Linked DNA regions of Homo sapiens: region 2 is linked to region 1. Evidence: chromatin loops called from intact Hi-C (ENCODE). Cell type or tissue: Caco-2. All regions are shown on one strand. Links, peaks and the distances in the headings refer to the core of each region. The heading gives the core; the rest is flanking DNA. Region 1 holds the start of PBX1-AS1 (PBX1 antisense RNA 1). Region 2 has its middle 63 kb from the start of PBX1.

What was found. Hi-C counts contacts between places; a loop is a spot of excess contacts. Peaks named below come from ENCODE experiments on the same cell type or tissue, not always from the same donor. Only the 100,000 strongest peaks of a DNase experiment are listed, where the experiment ranks them.
Region 2: it touches region 1 in a loop (2.0-fold over the local background); 2 of 110 quality-filtered maps call a loop at or near these places.

The regions. Positions count from the first base shown.
Region 1 is chr1:164,765,804-164,777,488 of GRCh38, forward strand. All of the region lies in intron 2 of PBX1 (PBX homeobox 1), which reads left to right. PBX1-AS1 (PBX1 antisense RNA 1) reads right to left here and starts at 8,838. Exons shown (of 4, transcript NR_038072.1): 1 at 8,626-8,838; 2 at 4,524-5,774; 3 at 4,056-4,313; 4 at 3,313-3,553. In Caco-2, for the core only: no CTCF peak of the experiment used is centred there; DNase peaks (open chromatin) are centred at 6,088 and 7,058.
Region 2 is chr1:164,490,152-164,501,836 of GRCh38, forward strand. No RefSeq gene overlaps it. Among named protein-coding and RNA genes, the nearest start is that of PBX1, 63 kb to the right of the region's middle. In Caco-2, for the core only: no CTCF peak of the experiment used is centred there; no DNase peak of the experiment used is centred there.

The DNA of each region.
Region 1 (11,685 bases), core at 1,115-9,114:
GTGTCACTGTGAGTCAGATACTCTCATTCTGTCAGGGTGTGAAATGCCCCTTAAAATACTGTTATGTGAAATCATAGCTGGTGGCTTTATGCACTATCCTCACTGACTCTGCTAACCTTGTTTGAATAAATTAAAAAATATTTATGAACATGTACCATGCCCCTAGCAAAGTTCTAAATGCCGTTGGGGGAAAAAAGAAGGGTAAAATATGGTCCCTGCCCTTGGATGGGTAACTCTCATTTGGCAATCAGAAAAGCAGTACATGCAGCAGCTGATGGCCATGATGATATTTAATAAATTTGTGACTTGGGTGACAACAGAAACTGAATAACTGTATGACATCATTCAAGCACAAAATCCAGAAGCTGAGAAGGGGGAGATTAGTATATGCTAGGGTGAAGGGAATCTAGAAGGACAGTTTAAATGTGGCTGCATGGAAGGCTGGAAGGAAGACTTGAGAGAAACAGCTGGACTGAGCAGTGATTGTAGAAACATAAAGTGTCATCATTACAGATTTAAGAAGAGTAACATCTGCCTGGCACTTTACAGTTTCCAGAGCACTTTATTTTCTTATTTCTATTTTCTCTCACTTCCATTATTATTGTTATTAATCATCATCACCCCTGCTTTACCTATGAGGAACACCAATCAAGTACCATCCCTTACACATATTGTGCCCTAGGAAGGGCTCCTGAGGAAATAAATAAAAGACTCTCATGCTGAGAGAGAAGCAGCAGGACACTTGCTCATGGTCACACAGCTAGTGAGAAGCAGAGACTTGGCCTTATCCCACGCCCTCTGATTCCAAGTTTGGATAAAAAATAAAGGCTTTTTCTAGAGTTTTATATTCCTTATCAATGGCTTCCAGTTTACAAATGGGTTGTATTCCAGAAATTTTCTTTTCTTTCCTTTTCTTTTATTTATTTATTTATTTATTTTTTTTTTTTTGAGACAGAGTCTGGCTCTGTCACCCAGCCTGGAATGCAGTAGTGTGATCACTGCAACCTTTGCCTCCCGGGTTCAAGCGATTCTCCTGCCTCAGCCTCCTTGAGTAGCTGGGATTACAGGCACGCACCACCATATCCAGCTAATCTTTTTGTATTTTTGGTAGAGACGGGGTTTCACGATGTTGGTCAGGCTGGTCTCGAACTCCCGACCTCGTGATCCGCCCGCCTCAGCCTCCCAAAGTGCTGGGATTACAGGTGTGAGCTTTTATCCTGTTTTTTTTTTCTTTGCAACCTATAACACATTTTCAGGAAGTGTCATAAAGCTAGATTCCAAGGTCCATTTGGACCTATTGCAAAAGAGAATATGCCTTAACTGTGACCTGCTTATTCTGTTTTAATTATGTCTGTTCACTCTTTACAAAATAGTTCTTAATACAAACAATACATTCTGAGGCAGGGCAGACTATATAATTTGTGGGTCCCAGTACAAAAGGAAAATGTCAACTCTTCATTCAAAAATTAAGTATTTCAAGATGGCGTCATCAGAGCATGAAACCAAACACGGGGTCCTTCTGCATGAGGGGCCCTGGGGTTCCACACAGGTCTCATGCTCACAAAGCCAGTGCTTTGGTTTAGAATACAAGGAATACCTTTTTATCCTAGAAATTTTATCAGAGAGTGCGCTGGAGGCATATACATGTGCGGGGCCCGGAGAGGAGGAGTGGACAGGATATGGATTGGATATGGCTTTCTGCGTCCAACTGCACTCTACTCCTAAGTACCAGGAACGTGTTAACTCTCAGTTGCACAAGGAAAAATATCTCTTGATAAGTCATCCCCAAAGAATTCTGATTTGGAGCAAAGGGGAGGATGTAAAAGTGGGAGGTAGTACAAACATCAAAAAAAGAAAAAAAAAAAAGGCTTTCTGTACTCACTGCCAACTCAGATTTGGTTCATTTTCAAGTTTATAAGTTTATTATTATAAGTGTAGATAAGGCTCATTCTTATGTAGAGGTCCCAGTACCTTCCACATATATTTCTGGCACAGAAAAACAGATGGGATAGAAATTTACACAAAAATCACATCTGCCACTCTGGACAATTAAGCAAAACATGAAATTGCAACTAAAAACCACAGGGTATTTAAATAGAACAAGATTTCAAATGAAGGACTCATGTTGTTGAACCAGAATGTGGTTTAACTCTACATCTTCTGAAAAGGGAGGATATTTTTTGGTCTTTCCATATATACTTTTTTTTTTTCCACATCAGTAGATGTGCCTACTTAACGAAAACAACTTTTCTCATTCAGAGAGAGGCTAAGCCAAAATATAGTACTCTTTCGAATCATATTATCTGAAGGGACATGAAAAGGGAGTAAAAAAAACCTAACATTGATTTCACACCAGCCATGTGCTAGGGGCTCAGCAAAACTGCAGACAGCAAGTACAGCCGGCTTTATTTTACAGTTGAGGAAACAAGCTCTGAGATGTCATCCAAGGCCTCCCAGACAATAAGTGCTAGCTTGGGACTTAAGGCTTGAATTCTAAGTCCAAGCTTGTATTCTTCCCACACACCAGACTACCCATCCTGTTCTGAATTCCAACACAAGAAGCCCAGGACACAGAGGGGCACAGGGCCTGCAAAGCAATCCAGCCCCTCAACCTTGCAGGAACCCAATCATCAAGAGGGGAGACCCTACTATTAACATTCTCTGGGTCCTCATGGAGGCTGAGCACTGCTTTATAACTTTGCTTTTGCTCCCTTAAATGTTTCGGAAATGTGACTTGGATTTATAGATTGCAACGGCTTTCCATTGTGTGAAACCCAGTGGTTCCCGATAGAATGGTTCCAGCCAGCAAGAACAGTTGCCTTGTGCTGAGTGTAGCGGAAGAAGACAATAATTGACAGAGAAGCATATCATCTCTTTCTACCCAGTGTACCCAATCCACTCTGCCTCATCTCCCCACCATGGACCTGGAATGTTGTCAACCTACTTGTGTGAGATAAGAAAACTCTCATTAAGAAATCCATTCATCACGCCTGTAATCCCAGCCCTTTGGGAGGCTGAGGCAGGCAGATCACTTGAGGCCAGTAGTTCAAGCCCAGCCTGGGCGATATGGTGAAATCTGTTTCTACTAAAAATACAGAAATTAACTGGGTGTGGTGGCACACGCCTGTAATCCCCCAGCTACTCTAGAGGCTTAGGCATGAGAATTGGTTGAACCCAGGAGGCGGAGGTTGCAGTGAGCTGAGATCACACCACTGCACTCCAGCCTGGGCAACAGGGTGAGACTCTGTCTCAAAAAGAAAAAAAAAAAAGAGGAAAGAAGGAAAGAAGGAAGGCAGGCCAGCCATTCAAATTGATTCGAACATCAGATTCTTTGAACTTGCACATGTGATGTGGTTTGACTCCCTTATAAATACATCGAATTTGGTGGCTTAAAGCTTTAGAGTGGATCATGAAGAATCTCACAGGGGTCAAATGAGACTCTGGCCCCAAATTATGGATCTGTACTTGGGGTACATTTTCTTTCCTGGCCCCTACAAAGGTGAGCAGAAGACACATTTCCTTTGGTGTCAGAAGTGGCTTCATCTTTGTGGTCCTGCAGGGTAAAGTGTGACACAAGAGAAGACTTAGGTCCAGAAGATGCTATACATAAAGTGGGGAAAGCACCTTGCCCCTAATGAAGGCCCCTGAGACATGCACTCTTTTCTGCCCTTCACATGATGAAGTCTCACTTTGACATTTATTAAATGGGCCCGGTAGAACCAGTCCTCTCCTAAGGCTGTTGTAAGGACCAGATGAGGTCTTGTGTGTGCTGTACAAATGGGAATGACACCATCATAACCAGGAAGATTGAGTTGGAGTTGGAAATCTAGGGAGCATGGCAAATGTGGACCTTGAGCCAACTTTTATTACTGTGGCACCAAATCATTTATGAATAACTTATATATAAGTGATGAAACTCTATAGTACTAAAAGGAACTTGGTTCCAGTCACTTGCCCTCATGCCCTTACTCCATTTTGGTCTATAAAAAAAGTCAGTGCTCATGTTGATTCCCACACTTTCTCTCTGCTTGCCTGCACCTATTCCAGTTACCTACCTTTTGACTCCCTTTTTTTAGCTTTCAGATGGTAACTGACTTGAGACCAGTACATCCCTGCACATAAGCAGACAGTCCATGCTTATCTGAATTCCTGGTGTAAGCCCAGGGTAGTGCAAAGAGCATGGACATTGAAGAACTGCACTTGCGTAAGCTGTAACTTTGAACTTATTTTCCTAAAAAATAGGCATCCAGGATCTACTTCTGAAGCTTGATGTGTGGGTCAGCATAGACAATGTAGGTGAGATAAAATGAAAGCTGTTGGGAAGGTATAAAATACTATCAAAATAAAGAAGTCTAAATTGATATTCAAAGGCTATCTGACTATCTCTGCCTTTTTAGAGAATGCTTGTTTTCCAGGTCCGTGTCTTAGCCCTCCCAGACCCATCTCTGCTCTTTATAGATAAAGTTGAGTGACTTTCCCAAGATTACAAAGATCAAGAGTGGCAGACCAAGGACATCTCTCACTTGAAAACTAGGGCTCTTTTCACTGTAGCCAGCTCTTTGTTGGGAAATCTTCATAATCAGTGTCACCTTCTGTGCTCCAACTCCTCAGCCTCACGCTTGGGTGAACACTTCCTTCCCTTCTTGACCATTGCAGGCTAGTGCCATTCTCTTCTTCAGTTTTCATTGCTGGGATGTCTTGCAGCATGATGCCTTAGCTGTTCTGTATCTATGGGGGTCCATCATTTTCCCCTTAAGGATCTTCTCCTATAGGGTGCAATTATGCAGTTATCTTACTGGCTCATCTCTATTTTCTGCTATAACTTTTGAAGTGCATCACCGTCTCTAACTGTTTGTACTGGCGGCTCAGAGAATTTCCTTGAGCAAAGTGCATTTCTGAAGCCAAGTCCCAGCACTGCCATGTCTTTTGATGCCCTTGGTCTCCTTTCTCAGATGTGAGTAAAAATATTGGTGTTAATTACATAGGCTTGAGATACATGCAAAGAAGAGGGTGAAGACAGCCGTGACCTCTGAAAGAGAGGCATAGGTCAGTAAAAGATGCATTCATTCCAAAGACTGCTGCTTGTCCTGTGTTGGGCCAATCCTTTTCAGCAAGGTAATTTAAATTTAAAGTCAGCATTCTCCTGATTCTGTTTCCTAAAGGTTCCAGCTTTCATAGGATGGGTACACTTCACTCCCAGGCCTCCTGGGAGGCCTCCTCTACCCTTCCTCTACCGTTTTCTTGCTTCTCCCTAAAAACCTTGAAGATATGGAATACTTCCTGCCTACATCTTCAACTCAGAGACCGCCAGGGGATTTCAGTGTTTATTGCTTTTTTCTCTGGGTTTGGAACAGTTCCGACCAGGTACTATTTGAAAAATGTAGAAGTATTTTTTTGCTTATTATCAAAAGGAGAATGTAGTTTTCTTGCAACAAAATGAGAACTTGATATCTTTCTTGCCTCGAGGGTGTGTGTTGGGAGACGGGGGTGGTGTTCAGCCTTCTCTTCCTCCACCTCTGTATCCTGGTAGCCAGAATTGAAGTTCCAAGCCACACCAAGGAGGGTGGCTGCCTTTCATGAAAGGCAGACATGTAGTAATTACCTTTTTGCCTATCTGCCGCCGTCCCCTTGTGCTGAGGGGGTTCCCTTGCCGCTCTGTCTGTTGTCTGCACACTGCATTTGTTTGTCTGGAATGCAGAACTCCTTGCACTTGACAATCACTACAGTCTTTCTGCTTTTTCTCTTAAACAGCTTTTTTAAAGCACCCAGAGACCCTTAAAAAAAAAAAAAGAATGCAAATAGAAATTGCGCTGGAAGCTGAACTGAACATTGTTGCGAGTCATGAGATCCCAGCCACACTGGGACAAACTATTTTTTATTTTGGGTAATATTTTTTCTTTGGCATTTATTACACCTCTGTTAAACACAGCTCATGTGACACAGTGTTACTCATAGGCAATCAGAAAAAAGCTGAAAGTTGAGCCATTAGTAGGGCAGGGCAACTTATTGTTAATAGCAGCCATTAAAGCTGAAAGGAAAAATTACCCATCTGCCCCCGCCAGACCTGTCTGTCTGAGATCGAGATTGGGCCTCCAGGCCGGAAGGGGGGCTGGGCAAACATGAGGGAAGGAGAATGGAATGTAGAAACCGAGATCTTTGTAAGGGAAGATAGAGCTGAATTCAAGTGTGGGCCCTACCCCAAGAATAGGGGGGAAAAAAATCCTGCCCCAAGAATTCCAGCTGTCCTTTGTCTGTTCATCCTTTCTCAGGAAAGCACCTGATAGCTTTTATCCAAAGATCTGCTGCAAAATCCATTTTAGCTACAGACAGGAAATGCAAAAGAAAGATTCCTGTAGCAACAACACCTTGTAATTATGAAATACTTTCCATCACAGTGCATAACATATAGCAGATTTACTACACCAAAATTCTTTGCCGTTAGATCTTGGGGTACAGCAGTGAAATTTTCTCTATCTTTAAAAGAACATGTGGTTTAAACCCCTTTCAGGCATTTTAAATCCTAGCCAAAGGTGCAACACCGTTTACCAACTCTGACAAGCCACTCTAAAAGTGTGCTTGTTTGATGGGGCCATATCAGATATCACATAGGAAAATAAATTTGAGAGGGCTTTGCCACGAGTATGTTTATAAAACTCACAACTGGTCTGGAAAAAGAAAGGCAAGTGGCCCATTTTACAGATGGTGCTAACACACTCCAGTGCAGAGAGTGACTGTTGTCACCAGGATCACATATCAATTTGGAAAATTGTAATAGAAACCAGACTTGTGGCTTGGAGTATAGCCCCTGAAAGGGACTAGGACAGCCCACTCCCCTGCCCTGTCCTCCTTACACCTTAAAAGGGACAGTGATTGGGGACTATTGCTGCCCCGCGTGCTTTTTCAGGCAGAGATATCAGAATGAGGTCTGAAAGGATAGTTGGGTGGCCCCAGAGAAGACCTCCACGGCTGGCTAAGAGTCTGAGCATTGCTGGCAGTACTTAGCATTTAGGCTACCCTGAGTGCATGCCTGGCTCATGATAAGTGGTTAGGCCTGTCAGAGGCGGGAGGTGCCTGCTGACTCAGACCCAGAGAGGTGACTCCTACTCTTGAGTGTCTGATTTCTCAGATATGACCATATCCAGTTCTGGGCTCCAGCCCTGACCTGTTCCTTGGCTATCAGAACTATCATAAGGCCAGATCAGCTTAACTCATCTCCAAGGTAATTCTTGGTAGATTTTGGTTCCTTCTTGCATTTTGTGGCTTTGTCCCACTAAGAGCAGTTGTTCTCAGCCCTCTGTACTGGTGGCACAATTTTGAATACTGTAATTATTTTGGTTGCATTTTGGAATGAATTTAAAGTTCTCGCAAAGGATCTTCAGCTCCATGTCACTCATCAGAGCTCTTTTCTATTTTCCAGCTCTTGCATATAGGTAACACGCGCACACACACACACACACACACACACACACAGAGTTTTTCTTGATATGCTGTCTCTTGCCTTCCACTGTCAGATCGTAACCTGATAGACTGAATTGAGTGACCCACTCACACTCAGCTCAGCATTCCTATTTCAAACACTGCTGACACACGGTATATCTTCATGTGTACCAGCAATCAGACTGTAGTCAATTAAATTGTTTTGAAAATTAGGTTTATGCACTTATCAGTTGTTTGAGAGTCTGGCAGTTTTGGCCTTAAGAGTTCCCTGTCAAAGACTATGGCGTGAAAGATCACTGCTTTCAGGCTTCTATGCTGTGATTAAATGTGGAGAGTGGTTTTGGGGACATGTGTCTTAAGGGATAAGCTAGTGAGGAATAGGTTGGGACTGGTAGGACGAGCGGCCTGTGGCACATTTCAGAGCCCTCAACCGTACCCCACACTGCATGGGCCATGACTCTCTCTTCACCCATGGATCATCTCTAGAGGGGATTCATGATGTCACCTGGAGTCTCTGCTCTCTCCAAGTGTACTGGAAAGGATTGGGTGTTGGGAAGGCATTGGAAAGCTGGTATTAGAAGAGTTAGCTGGGGAGAGATTTGACTGAAGAGAAGGAAGCGTGTTTGCAGTGTTAACGCAGTGGATCTGCCTCAAGAGGCCCAGAACTTAAGAAAGCCAGGAAGCTATTTTTCTACGACTCCCCATGTTAGTGAAGGCAATTTTTTAACGTGATATCCACTTTGAATTCTTTGATCTTTAAGAAATATGAGTAAGAGAAAAGGATAGATGGCAAGATAGATGAGGAACTTCAGAGGGGGCTAAGATTACTTTAAGGGAAAGCTAATGAGTTGTTGAATTGTTTTACATAGTGGGGTGCTATGAATAGGATGTTAAGGAAAGTTCTTCACAAATAAATGACAGAATAAAAAAAAAATAAACCTAACATAAGACAATTTTCTTTTTCAGCAAGGCACAGGGTTCTTTGGGAAGCTTCAAAAAATTCAAAAGTCATAGTGCCTTTTTTCATGGAATTCACTAAGTAGAGACTTTTTTGTAGGCATATCATTAAATGCTGGACTCTCAAGTTTTCGAAATGAGAAGTCTCCATCTGGGAGGTATAAAAGGAAACCCCCATCTGGTTGGTTTTAGCATCTTCAAGGTGAGGATACAATTCTTAAAATTGTCTACCTATTTCTGAGTCCTGGTTCAAATTCCTTTGTGATGTCTATGTCAGCTGGGACCCTGTAGGCCCCACTGAGTTGCACATCACCAAGTGTGCCCATCACTGTGGTTAGAGGCCGTGGGCTGTGTACTACAGACAATGCTGTAATTGCTTCTGTGACCAAGTGAGGGCGGAGTTTGCCCTTTATGTGATGTAGGCAATATTCTATTTTTAATAAGCCAGAAAAATCTGTTCAAATCCAGTAACTTCAAGATTTTCCAAAGACTGGAAGATGTGGAGGACGTGGGCATCAGCTGGAATCTGATTTCTCTCCCCTCCACACTTGCTCTTCCCCATTTCTCAACTGCTGTCTCCCAGTGTAATTACCATCTCAAGCATTTTCTGTTCGTCCCCTGTAGGTACACCACATCGTGCCAACAACCCATGGCCCAGCAGGAATATACAGTAGCCTTTGCCAGGGTCCACCAGGGCTTGATTACACTTCACGGCTGTAATTCAAGCCTGCTAATCCTCCTCTGCGTTCGGAAAAGAGGCCTGTTCTGTTAGATAAGCTGATTACTGTCTGGTGTGTGCTTCATGCCTAGCAAGAGTTGTTTATATGTGGAATTATTGCTGGCTGGGCTCTGTGCTTCGCTACACCGAGGAAGCTCGCTTAGGGGTCAGGGGTGTCAGGCTTCACCTCTGATCTGGGAGGGGTGAGAAGTGGAGTGTTGATTACAGCTGTTTTTCTCTCAACCTCTGTGCTGGTGGCTAAATATTTACTTTTCTCTGTTAACGGAAGGAGCCAGATAAGATTTTAAGAGTCTGAGACTTTTGCCCCTAGGACCCACTGTCAAAGATCATAGAGTGAAAGATCACTGCCCCAGACTTGCCACATTCTGATTAGGTTTGCAAGGCGATCTTAGTGGTCTTTTTGTCTTTAGGGCTACGTTAGGGAGGACTATGGCGGGACAAGTTGAGTGTGTGGTGAAATCAACAGCCACAGATTGAAGAGTGCCCGACCACAGGGAAAGGATGCCCGCAGAGACCATGTGAATGCTTTCTCACACTCAAAGATGTTTTCTTCAAAGCCACAGAAGCCTTGAAACCACCTTTGCCTCTGCCTACCAGCCCATCTCTGGTCTGGTGTGGAGCTTGTGGCTTGGGTGCAGTCTACGAAGCCCTTGCTCTTCATGGAGGAGGAAGTGCATTTTGTTATAACCGTCTGCCCAGTGATGTTGGCGTGATTTATGCTGGCTGCACTCTCAGGATTCCCATCCCTTTTGCGGGGTATTTTGTCCCCAGATGCAGAGCTGAGGTTCTGCTTAATACTGGCTTTTAAGTGTTTAAGCCCTACAAATGGCTATTCGGTTTAATGGTGTAAGGATGGGGTGAGTGCTGAAACAAGTACAGGTAAACACAAGCACCTGGCCCTTGTCACCTGCTGCATGGGCATACATTGGGGTCTGTTTGTATATTTGAATATGTGGCAGTCTACACTGGAGTAAGGAAATAAGGATGAATGTCAAAAGGCTTAATTGTGATGATATCACAATTGAGGCCATTTGTTGAGTAAACTTCCTCCACATCTCTGTATACTAATAATCGGTTTGTCAGCTTTTCTCTATGACACTATCATTTCCTTTAGGGCAGGCACTTTGTCTTTCATTTCTGTGACCGTTACCTGTCTGGCCCATAGTAACCAATCAAGGAATGGGTCTTTGATTTAGTGTATGAATAATTAATAGATTTCAGTGAAGAGGCAGCCTATCCTAGATTGAATGCGCGGTATAAATTGTTAGGTATTTATCATAGCTCATTGTACGTGGGTTCCTTCCCAGGTACCTTTCTTGCCTTTCTTTCTAGGAAGCAGAGAATCCGCATCCCCAGAAACATGGGTGTTCCTTAGGTGTAAAGGGCATGGCCAGCTAAAGGCAGAACAGAAAAGCTGCTCTGGAAGGGGTACTGGGCGGCTGTGGCATGTGATTTAGAAGGAAGGGGTGCTGTGCTATGTCCTCACTGCTGAGACATCTGGGCCACATAATACCTCTTGATCCACAAATATCTTGAGTGTTATCTCCCTCTTTTCTTTTGCCATTCCCACCCCTCTTTTTCCTTTTTGAGTCCTCTTTGTTTTTCATCTAAAGTGTTCTCTTCCCTTTGCCTTTTCTAGGGAAATACTTGTCCCTTAAAGATCAGCATATTCTCCAAATGGATGAATTGTGCCCCAAGGGGGATTTCTTTTCCTAGTGACTTTAATTTCTAGTCTTAGAACATATCCAAAAGGAAACACAGAAGTGCAAAGTTTTAAGCCTAACTTGAGCAATAAAAGATTTCTTTTCTGTGCAATGATTAACTTTCCCTTCTTTAATTTCAAGAGGTTAATGAATCTGTGAGCTTAGTATACTTGTCATTGTACATATGGCTTGTCATTGTATGTATGGCTGGGCTAAAATTTAATATTGAATCTCTGCAGTAAATCTTGTGGTTTTACATTTGTGTGTGTGTGTGTGTGTGTGTGTGTGTGTGTGTGGTGGGAGGAGAGAGAGAGAGAGAGAGAGAGAGAGAGAGAGAGAGGAGGTGTGGGGGGGCGGGGGGCTGCCATCCAGAAGATGGAGGTACAAGTAATGGAAGCTTTTTTTCTTCTCCCTACATATGAACTGAATAAATGCTTGGCCGTCAACAGAATAATAGTTTCGGAAAACCACACCTTGAAATTCACCTTAGCATCTTTGAAATAATCTCAGGAGGGACTGGGCATGGTGGCTCATGCCTGTAATCCCAGCACTTTGGGAGGATCAGTTGAGGCCAGGAGTTCAAGACCAGCCTGGCCAATATGGCAAAACTCCGTCTGTACTAAAAATACAAAAACTAGCCAGGCATGGTGGCACGCACCTGTAGTCACAGCCACCTGGGAGGCTGAGGTGGGAGAATCGCTTGAACCCGGGAGGCGGAGGCTGCAGTGAGCCAAGATCTGGCCACTGCACTCCACCCTGGGCTACAGAGTGAGACCCTGCCTCAAACAACAACAACAAAATCTCAGGAGGTTTTAAGGGTCGAGAGATGAACAGCAAGGCTGCATTCCA
Region 2 (11,685 bases), core at 1,174-9,173, 280 kb before region 1:
TAGGTAAGAAAATAGATGTGATGCAATATGAATGGTGCTAAACACGGAGAACATATTCATAGATTTCATTGTCCTCTCTGTCCCTCACCATCTAATGAGGTTTGGTCAGCTTGTGCACATAGCATAATGTGTTGTATTGCCCAAGAGGGGTAACTGGGGCTGAGAAGAAGAATAAAGTGAAGACAATGTGCCTCTTTCCTACCTTCTGTGAAATACATGAGCACTCAGGTCACTTATGCAACCCTTTCTGGATTCCCAAAACTTCCAGTGTGGCTTTGCAGTCTCTGCTGCTACCTTTCCCTGCTACATAAATTTAGGTAAAGTTTACAGGACACTCAGCAGGTGTCATCAATTATACATACATTATCCCATTTAACTCCCACAACAATCTTATAGGACAAATATAATTATTCTTCTGTGGCATTCTTAATTTTCACCAATATCTGGTTGTCCTCTAGCTTCTGTACAGAAAGGCCTAAAATTTCTCATTCCCTTGCAGTTAGGCACAGCCATGTTACTAGTTACGGACAAAGAAAGGTGAGCAGAAGTGACATGTCTCACTTTTGTGTTTAATTGTCAGTGCTCAAATCTACAGTTCCCCCTTCCTCTGCCATAATGACTTAGGGGACTACTTTTCCAAATGGTATTGCTGCAAAATAATTTCACATAGAGGATAATTGCAAACTTTGTGTGAATTAAAAATAAATCTTTGTTGTGTTAAGCCAGAGAGATGATAGAGTTCCTTTTTGTTGTAGTATAGCCTGACCTATTTTGGTTGACACATACCCATTTTTCAGGTGAGGAACCTGAGAATCACATTTGAAATCTTTTCTATCTGAATCCAAACCCATCCTTCTTCGTCTCTAATATTCTACATGAAGATGCCAGATAAAATATATGCATCAAGAAAAGTCTGGGTGAACACAGTGGCTCATGACTGTAATCCCAGCACTTTGGGAGGCCAAGGCGGCTGGATCATGGCATCAGGAGTTCGAGACCAGCCTGGCCAACATGGTGAAACCCTGTCTCTACTAAACAAAAAATTAGCTGGGCATGGTGGTGGGTGCCTGCAATCCCAGCTACTCAGGAGGCTGAAGCAGAGAATTGCTTGAACCTGGGAGGCAGAGGTTGCAGTGAGCCGAGATCATGCCACTGCATTCCAGCATGGATGACAGAGCAAGACTCTGTCTCAAAAAAAAAAGAAGAAAAGAAAGAAAAGAAAATTCCTTCTGAAAACAAATGTAGGATATGTAAATAACGAATCACCAATGGTAAAATGTCAGGAACTCTAGACAATCAGGAATTCAAAAGAACTTCTGGAAAGTCATTAAATCGCTCCGGAAACGGATCTGCCTCTTTTGCAACTCTCACTCTGATAGTGTGGTGGTGGGGCTAGAGTCAGGGACAGGGGTCGGAACAGTGGCTGAAGCCACGGCAATGATAGGTTATAAAGATCAGCATGTTAATGTGATCACCAATGTTAAAGAGAGTCGCTTTGTAGAGTTTTAGGAGTATCCAGGGAATAATATTCCTCTTTCCCTTCTGATTTTGGAACCAGTAAGAGATAGACCCAGGAATTAGACAGATGGGGATCAAACATCAACTTTATAAAAGGCTGGATTGAAGGACATGAGTTGGAATTTTATCCTGAAATTAAACCTACCCATCAAATCACAGGTAGATGGATAACCTCAGGCCCCCTCCTCATCTCCTGCAGAGGCACAGCTCATCCCAAGAAGCCCACTCCATGATGAGAGAGCCAACTAGAATACACCCACTCAGTAGGGACTAAACCAAGCATAACTAGTTCCTTCTTCCAAACTCCAATCAGGTGGGTCACTCCTTCTTAAAGGCCTGGATATGCTGGAGCAACTCATTTTCTCTTTCCTGCTTCAGTTGATCAAAGAAGGGGATAAATTTAATAAACTATAAGGCTCTTTCAAACTCTGTAAATCTGTGTAATACTTAATGTTAAAAGTGAGGAAAATAGTTTACTTGCAAACAATAGTGCAGCCCATCAAATAGCCACCAGGGTATTTATGAAGTATTGACGGGACAAAATATGAAGGCTCTGCAACTCTGGTTATTCCAGTGATGTGTGCACAGAGACAGAGATGGTTATAATAAGCTCTCCAGCCCTGTGGAAGCAGAGGTTAAGAAAAGGATTTGAACTGCAGTGGGCAAGAGGGCCAGGTCATGCTCTAACCCTAAAAAGAAAAGTTCCAAGCCAGAATGCAGCCCATTGGAACAAACCGGAGAGAAAGATATTTTGAAATCTCTTTGATTTATGACCTACTATAGGACATTAAGACATTATTTATGATCGATATATATGCCTGTAGGTATCCCACTGGAGCCATTGATGCTGCCTCACACTGTGGAGGTTGGCCAGCCCAATCCAACAGACATACTATCTGTGTCCTGTTGGTGCAGGCAATAAACCCAGATGTAGCCATCTATCTCCCTGAAAATGGTGCTGGTTACTCCAGCCCTTGGGAGACTGACCCAGAGATATGGATTTGCAGGGAGAAGGCAGGTTGGTAGAAGAAGCCAGAGAGTAACAGGCTTCCCTCCATCATTCTCATTTGAAATTTCTTACAGCACCCTCCTTCCATAATTCAACTTCTTTAAAAAACCACACAGAATAGCCTTGAGTCATTTGGACATTCACTAAAAAGCTTCCTCAACGTATTTTTCACAGTTTACATATAAAATGCAAAATAGGAACTTTTTTGTCCCCAAGAAGCTGCCTCCTGTTGGGGACAGGGGAAAGGCACTCATTCTCTAAAACTCTATGATCCAGTCATATTTCTCTTCTTCCATTCAATCCAATGAATATGCCATGTACCCTCTCACCTTCAGGTCTGTGAACATCCTTAAACATCCTTCCCAATGACAATATCACTCTCACTGAACATATATTCCCCACCTCTGCTCAAAAAAAGTGTGTGTGTGTGTGTGTGTGTATATATATATATATACACAATATACATATATATATGCAATCACTATTATATCAGGCAATCCCTTACCTTGCACTCCTACCCTTCTTGTAAATCTCAGCTTAAATATCAGTTTTTCCAAGAGGCCTTTCCTGAGGCCCTAGACTAGGTCAGATTTCCCTAAAACATGTTATCATGCACCTTGTGCTTCCCCTAGCGTAATACTCATTACACTGGACTAGAATTACTTGCGGCCTATTTTGTTAGCTAGACTGTTCTGCAGGAGAGGGGCTGCATCTGTCTTGGTCATACCAATCCAGTAGACTTGCCATCTGTATTCTCTGGCCCAGATTGTAAATCCAGATGTAGCCATCTATCTTCCTGAAAATGGTCTTGGTTCTTAATGCTCTTGGAAAGCTGACCCAGAGGTCTGGTTTCGTGGAGAGAAGACATATTGCTAAGAAGAGAATTTCATGCATTTCAAGTGACTAGTAAAGTCCCAAGTAAGTAGAAGGTGTTCAATAAATATTTGTTAAAGATTAAATAAGTGAATGAGTGAAATTATTACAGAACGATCAAGTGCTTATCAGAGAAATGACTATAAATTCAATAGCACTCAACTAATAAAAAGAGAAAATCCAATTGATGTTGCATTTGATTTGCTTGGTTGAGTTTGGAAACAGAGAAACTGACTACTTTTTGTGCCTTGAATAACCTTTCCACAAAGAGCATTCATTCTTTTTTTTTTTTTTGACCCTTCTGTTTGTTTATAATGAGGACTAACCCATACCTGATTCTTCATCACCAGATGAAGTATTATCTCAACCTCCCCGCTAGTTTTTTCTAGGATGTATAATGCAAGGCAAAAGGTAAAAATCAATTTAGTAATGTGTCTGCATTTGGTCAACAGCAAAACCTGCATAGGTTTCTCTCTCTAAGGAAGAAGCTAAAATTAAAAGAAGAGGGAAAAAAAGACAAAGTCTGATTACAACTGTAAATGAGGAGAAGTTAGATGTTCTCTTACTGGTTTCAGTCGGCTGTGTAATAGCTCCAGAGCCCAGGCAACACGTTCCACAGGAGCTGTTGGCCAACAAGATGGCCATAATTAGCAGATTTACTAATTTGATCCTTGTTAATAACCTATTATGGTCAATTTATAAATTTTAGACTTGATCATGTCTTTCACTCTATAACCAAATTTGGAAGGAGAGGAAGGAGCTGACTTCTCTCTCCAAGTATGTTTCTCTAAGGAATGCATGTAAACAGCAAGTGTTTCAGGCTGTTTTTATGAGGTGGAGACAGTGCTCACAGCTCAGTGGATAAGTCTACCTTGCAGTTGCTATTCGTTTGTGTCTGTGAAGCTGAGCACCCTTTTAGCTTCTCACTCTGCTGGCTTGGACTGACCCCTGCTATTGATATGATAACTTTCTCCCACTTTCAACATAATATTCATTCCACAAATATTTATAGAGTTTCTACTATGTGCTAGATAATGGGGATTCAGTGGTGAACAAAACAAACATACAGTTGTCTTCAAGAAGTTTATAATCTAGTGAATGGCACAGATCATAAAATAATATTGTAGATAATAAATGCAGAATTACAGATTGTGATGAATCAGAAAGAAAAGGTAAAATGTGTTATGGGAGATTGTAATGAGGAAATGTTTTAATTTAAGAGATGATAGAAAGTTTCTCTAAGGACGGCCAGGCGCGGTGGCTCACGCCTGTAATCCCAGCACTTGGGAGGCCGAGGCAGGCAGATCACCTGAGGTCAGGAGTTCGGGACTAGCCTGACCGACATGGATAAACCCTGTCTCTACTAAAAAAAAAACAAAATTAGCCGGGTGTGGTGGTGCATGACTGTAATCCCAGCTACTTGGGAGGCTGAGGCAGGAGAATCACTTGAACCCAGGGGGTCGAGGTTGCGGTGAGCCGAGATAGTGCCGTTGTACTCCAGCCTGGGCAACAAGAGCGAAACTCCGTCTCAAAAAGAAAAAAAAAGAAAGTTTCTCTAAGAAATTATGGGCCCAGAGAATGAATGGATTTAGGCAGTAAAAGACAAGGGGTAGGCCGGGCACAGTGGCTCACGCCTGTAATCCCAGCACTTTGGGAGGCCGAGGCAGGCGGATCACCTGAGATCAAGAGTTCGAGACCAGACTGGCCAACATGGCGAAACCCTGTCTGTACTAAAAATACAAAAATTAGCTGGGTGTGGTTGCACATGCCTGTAATCCCAGCTACTCGAAGGCAGGGGCAGGAGAATCACTTGAACCCAGGAGGTGGAATTTGCAGTGAGCAGAGATCGCGCCACTGCACTCCAGCCTGGGCGACAGAGCAAGATGTCTAAAAAAAAAAAGCCGGGCACGGTGGCTCACTCCTGTAATCCCAGCACTTTCAGAGGCCGAGGCGGGCGGATCACAAGGTCAGGAGTTTGAGACCAGCCTGACCAATATGGTGAAACCCTGTCTCTACTAAAAATACAAAAATTAGCAGGGTGTGGTGGTGCACGCCTGTAGTCCCAGCTACTTGGGAGACTGAGGCAGGAGAATCGCTTGAACCCAGGAGGTGGAGGTTGCAGTGAGCAGAGATCATGCCACTGCACTCCAGCTTGGGCAACAGAGCGAGACTCCATCTCAAAAAAAAAAAAAAAAAAGGACATAGGTTTTCTCATAAAAAAAGTTTTAAGCAACAGATTGAAGTGATCTTAAGACCTCTCTGGCTCTGGAGGAGAATAGATTGGAAAAAGGGTAAGAATAAATGCAAGGAGAACAGTCAGGATGCTGCTACTATAGATCAAGTGAGAAACCCACCAATGGCTGGACCTAGGGGCATGACCACAGAGGCAGAAACAAGTGGGTAAACTGAAGTTATATTTGGAGAAGGAATTGGCAGGACATTTGGACCAACCCTCTTTCTGCATGAGCTCCCAAGATCCGTAGCGTCTGCTGAAGAAATATGTGCCTATGTTCAGACAGACTTTGCCTCCATGTGAATCAGCTGGTAAGACTGTCAACTAAGCAGCCCAGCTCTGTCTCTGGTGCAGTCTGGTTATTTCAGTCATACAGACATGGCCTTAATGACAGTCTCATTCTATCTATAGACATAGTATCAAATCTGGTTTACACTGAACCAGATTTTTTTATCCTACTCAGCTCCGTGGGAGAAGTTTCTCTTCCCAAGAGCAGCATAGAGAGAGAACCTGGCCATATATTTATAAAATTGGGGGTGGAAAGATCTGATACAAGATAGCAGGAGTTTTTAGAGCAAGAGTTTTATGGCTGGATTCCAATTAATTTGTGGATCTCTCTTCCTGAACAGAGGGAGTTGGCTGAGATGCTGAAGTTAGCAAATTGCCTGCTTCATGCAGGCGCCATGTCCATTTCAGAATGCTTTCTATGGATTTTTTTCCCACGTCATCTATTAATTACCTAATTACATCGTCTAATTGTGGGATTCTTCATGTATTTACACTGACTACGTAATTGGGTGCAATTACACTAATTAGGTTAATGATACAGGATAACAGACTACAAATTGCTTTAAAGGGACACTGGGAAAGCTAGTAGGCCAAAAACCCTTTGGAGGTAGGTCAGGATCTGTCTATTAGCAGCTCAGAGCTTCCCACTCCTTCATCTTTATCCTGAACTTTCAGATCCATTGAAGAGAACAACATGGGAGAATTAGCAAAACCCTATTGCCCAAGACCAGGAGACCGAGGGCAAAGCTATGAGACAGGCAGTTTGTGGGTGACCCCAGGTACTCCTGTTACAGTAGGCAGATTAATGCCTCCCCACAAAGTTGTCCATGCCCTAACACCCAGAACCCGGAATACATTACCTTACATTTAAAAAAAGACTGCAGATGTGACTAAGGGTAAGAACCTCGAGATAGGGGGATTATTCTTGCTTTTCTGAGTGGGTCCAATCTAATTACATGAGCTCTTAAAAGTGGATAACCTTTCCAGCTGGGTCACAGATATGTGACAAACAAAGGCAAAAAAAAAAAAAAAGAATCTGGAGGCCAGACGTGGTGGCCCACACCTGTAATCCCAGCACTTTGGGAGGCCGAGTCGGGCAAATCACTTGAGGCCAGGAGTTTGAGACCAACCTGGCCAACACGGTGAAACCCATCTCTACTGAAAATACAAAAATTAGCCAGGCGTGGTGGCCTATAATCCCAGCTACCCTGTAGGCTGAAGCAGGAGAATCACTTGAACCCAGGAGACAGGGGTTTCAGTGAGCCAAGATTGTGCCACTGCACTCCCGCCTGGGTGACAGAGTAAGGCTCTGTCTCAAAAAAAAAAAAAAAAATTAGTTTGAAGCTGGCAGCATGAGAAGGATTCAACACCTCACTGCTGGTGCTGAGAAGCAGGGGCCATTTGCAAGGATCAGGGAGAAACAGCAAGGAAATGGGGGACCTCAGTCCTACAACCCCATGGAACTCAATTCTGACACCTCAATGAGCAAGGAAATGAATTCTGCCCTAGAGCCTACAGGAAGAAACTTGGCCCTGACAACAACCAGGTTTTAGCCTGACAAGACCCCTGTTGCACTTCTGACTTACAGAACTGAAAGATAATAAATTTGTGTCATTTAGGACACTAGATTCATGATAATTTGTTACAGTGGCAATTGAAAACTAATACACTTCTCCACACTTTGCTCCTCCGTTTTCTCTCCTCCACTCACTTTCTGTATGTTACTTATTGGCATGCATATTCTGTCCTCGGCTCTCTCTTATCAGTCTGTTTTCAAGGAAAGATCTAATGGCAATATTGTCCTCTAATATGAACATATATCAGTGTTACCTCTCCCTATGACATTTGCATTTTCAGTTTAGTTCTAATTGTGTAATAAAATAAAATTTTGTTCATAAAAGTAGAGTGAGAGCCTCATACTCGGAGTTAGATCAATGTCATTTCAAATCCCAGCTCAGCTATTTAGTTGCTCTGTGACCATAGTGACTGGGGACGTTGTATAACCTGAACTTCATTTTCCTTACAGTAAAGCAGGGATAATAGTGTCCACCTAATAGGGTTGTTACAAACATGTAAAGAGATTACGTACATTAAGCGCCTAGAATAATGCCTGGCCCACGGACAATATTCCATGAGTTTCCTTCCTTCCTCTGATAAGAACCTAAGCCATCAATGATCAACAAGGAGAAGTAACAAGAGAGTCGGGGCACTTTCCTATACCCCTAAATATCACAAGATTCCATGAGACAAAATAAAATGCTAGATTATTTATTTCATATAACCTTAGAACCACCAGTAGGACTAAAAAAAGTAAGATCCTTGCCTAAAGGGAGCTGGGTAACATAGCCACTCAAAAGCATTTGCTATCCTAGACTGCTTCTGATGGTACAACAGAAAGGGATGTGAGTAGAGACAGCCAGGTGGGTTTGACTCCTGCCCTTGCTGCCCATTGTGGACTAGTCTTAGAGACATAGGGCGAAGACAGCTTGGTATCTGGACTTCTAACTACAGCTCTTGGCCACTCTTAAAGCAAATGATCCTAAGCAGTTCCTGAGAATATTTGTGCTACATGTGGATTGAGAAAAGAGTGGAGAGAGAATAACAGTAGTAGTAGTTAAACTTTATCTAACATCTACTCTGTACAAAGTACCAATCTAAGCATTTTATGTATATTAAATAATTTAATACTTTCAATAACCTTTGTAGAAGTTGGGTGACCTATTCTGATTTTGCTTTACGGAACACAAAGAAATAAATTAATTCTCTCAAGGTTATCCACTGTTCATAGTCAGAGCTTGGATTTGCACTTGGGTGCCCCTGCTCTAGAGGTAATGCTGTTGGCAGTATGCCACATCCTGATGCTAGCGTTTGGGGCCCAGCATCACTGGGAGGATGACTGTTAGTTGTGTTTTCCCAGTTCACACCAAAGCCATTAAGGGGCTTATCATAACAAGGTAAACAGGCCCAGACCCCAAGCACAATCTTGTCCCCAGGGGTGATCTAATCAGCTTTTTAAAAATCTGATCTGGATTAGACAGAGAGAGAGCATCATTCATGGAGTTAGACTTCTTGTTTCAAATCCCAGTTCAGTTACTTCCTAGCAGTATGGTCTTGGAGAGATTGCTTAATCCAAGCCTTCTTAAGTAAAAATGAATAATGATGTCTTAAAAGCAAAGAGGACTTTGGGAGGCCGAGGCAGGAGGATCACGTGAGGTCAGGAGTTCGAGACTAGCCTGGCCAAAATGGCAAAACCCCGTCTCTACTAAAAACACAAAAATTAGCTGGGTGTGGTAGCGGGCGCCTGTAATCCCAGCTACTTGGGAGGCTGAGGCAGGAGAATCACTTGAACCCAGGAGGCAGAAGTTACAGTGAGCCAAGATTGCGCCATTGCACTCCAGCCTGGGTGACAGAGACTCCACCTCAAAAAAAAAAAAAGAAAAGAAGAAGAGGGATTCTGATTCTTATATGCTTGTGAAAATTGGATTTGAGCCCATTAAGTACAGTCATGTATTTCTTTTTTTTTTTTGAGATGGAGTTTCGCTCTTGTTGCCCAGGCTGGAGTGCAATGGCGTGATCTTGGCTCACTGCAACCTCCGCCTCCCAGGTTCAAGCAATTCTCCTGCCTCAGCCTCCTGAGTAGCTGGGATTACAGGCATGTGCCACCACACCCGGCTAGTTTTGTATTTTTAGTAGAGACGAGGTTTCTCCACATTGGTCAGGCTGGTCTTGAACTCCCAACCTCAGGTGATCTGCCCGCCTCAGCCTCCCAAATGCTGGGATTACAGGCATGAGCCACCATGCCCAGCCAGTCATGTATTTCTTAATGATGGGGATATGTTCTGAGAAATGTGTCATCAGGCAATTTCTTCATTGCGTGAGCATCAGAGGGTGTACTTACACAAACCTAGATGGTATAGCCTACTACACACCGAGGCTATGTGGTATAGCCTGTTGCTACTAGGCTACAAACCTGTACAAGCATGTTATTGGACTGAATACTTCAAGCAATTGTAATACAATAATAACTATTTGTGTATCTAAACCTATCTAAACATAGAAAAGATACAGTAAAAAATATGGTATAAAAGAAAAAATGGGATGATTGAGGTGGCTGGCAAGATGGCCAAATAGGAACAGTTCTGGTCTGCAGCTCCCAGCAAGATCAATGCAGAAGGCGGGTGATTTCTGCATGTTCAACTGAGGTACCCAGCTCATCTCATTGGGAGTTGTTAGACAGTGGGTGCAGCCCACAGAGGGCAAGCTGAAGCAAGGTGGAGTGTCACCTCACCTGGGAACTACAAGACATCAGGGAATTCCCTCCCCTAGCCAAGGGAAGCCCTGAGGGATGGTGCCGTGAGGAGCGGTGCATTTAGGTCCAGATACTATGCTTTTCCCACACCTTCTCAACTCATAGACCAGGAGATTCCCTCGGGTGCCTACGCCACCAGGGCCCTGGGTTTCAAGCACAAAACTGGGTAGCCATTTGGCCAGACACCGAGTTAGCTGCAGGAGTTTTTTTCATACTCCAGTGGCACCTGGAAAGCCAGTGACAGAGAACTGTTCACTCCCCTGGAAAGGGGGCTGAAGCCAGGGAGCCAAGTGGCCTAGCTCAGTGGATCCCAATCCCACGGAACCCAGCAAGCTAAAATCCACTGGCTTGAAATTCTCGCTGCTAGCATGGCAGTCTGAAGTCAACCTGGGATGCTGGAGTTTGGTGGGGGGAGGGGTGTCCACCATTACTGAGGCTTGAGTAGGCGGTTTTCCCCTCACAGTGTAAACAAAGCCAACAGGAAGTTTGAATGGGCAGAGTCCACCATAGCTCTTCAAAGCCACTGTAGCCAGACTGCCTCCCTAGATTCCTCCTCTCTAGGCAGGGCATCTCTGAAAGAAAGGCAGAAGCCCCAGTCAGGGGCTTATAGATAAAACTCCCATCTCCCTGGGACAGAGCACCTGGAGGAACAGGTGGCTGTGGGAGCAGCTTCAGCAGACTTAAATGTTCCTGCCTGCTGGCTCTGAACAGAGCAGCTGATCTCCCAGCACAGTGCTCAAGCTCTGCTAATGGACAGACTGCCTCCTCAAGTGGGTCCCTGACCCCTGTGCCTCCTGACTGGGAGACACCTCCCAGCAGGGGTCAACAGACACCTCATACAGGAGAGTTCTGGCTGGCATCTGGCAGGTACCCCTCTGGGTTGAAGCTTCCAGAAGAAGGAACAGGTAGCAACCTTTGCTGTTCTGCAGACTCCACTGGTGATACCCAGGCAAACAGGGTCTGCTGTGGACCTCCAGCAAACTCCAGCAGACCTGTAGCAGAGGGGCCTGACTGTTAGAAGGAAAACCAACAAACAGAAAGGAATAGCATCAACATCAACAAAAAGGTCGTCTACACAAAAACCCCATCCAAAGGTCACCAACATCAAAGACCAAAGGTAGATAAATCCATGAGGATGAGGAAAAACCAATGCAAAAAGGCTGAAAATTCTAAAAACCAGAACGCCTCTTCTCCTCCAAAGGATCACAACTCCTTGCCAGAAAGGGAACAAAACTGGATGGAGAATGAGTTTGACGAATTGACAGAAGTAGGCTTCAGAAGATGGCTAATAACAAACTCCTCCAAGCTAAAGGTGCATGTTCTAACCCAATGCAAGGAAGCTAAGAATCTTGACAAAAGGTTAGAGGAATTGCTAGCTAGAATAACCATTTTAGAGAAGAACATAAATGACCTGATGGAGCTTAAAAACACAGCACGAGAACTTTGTGAAGCACA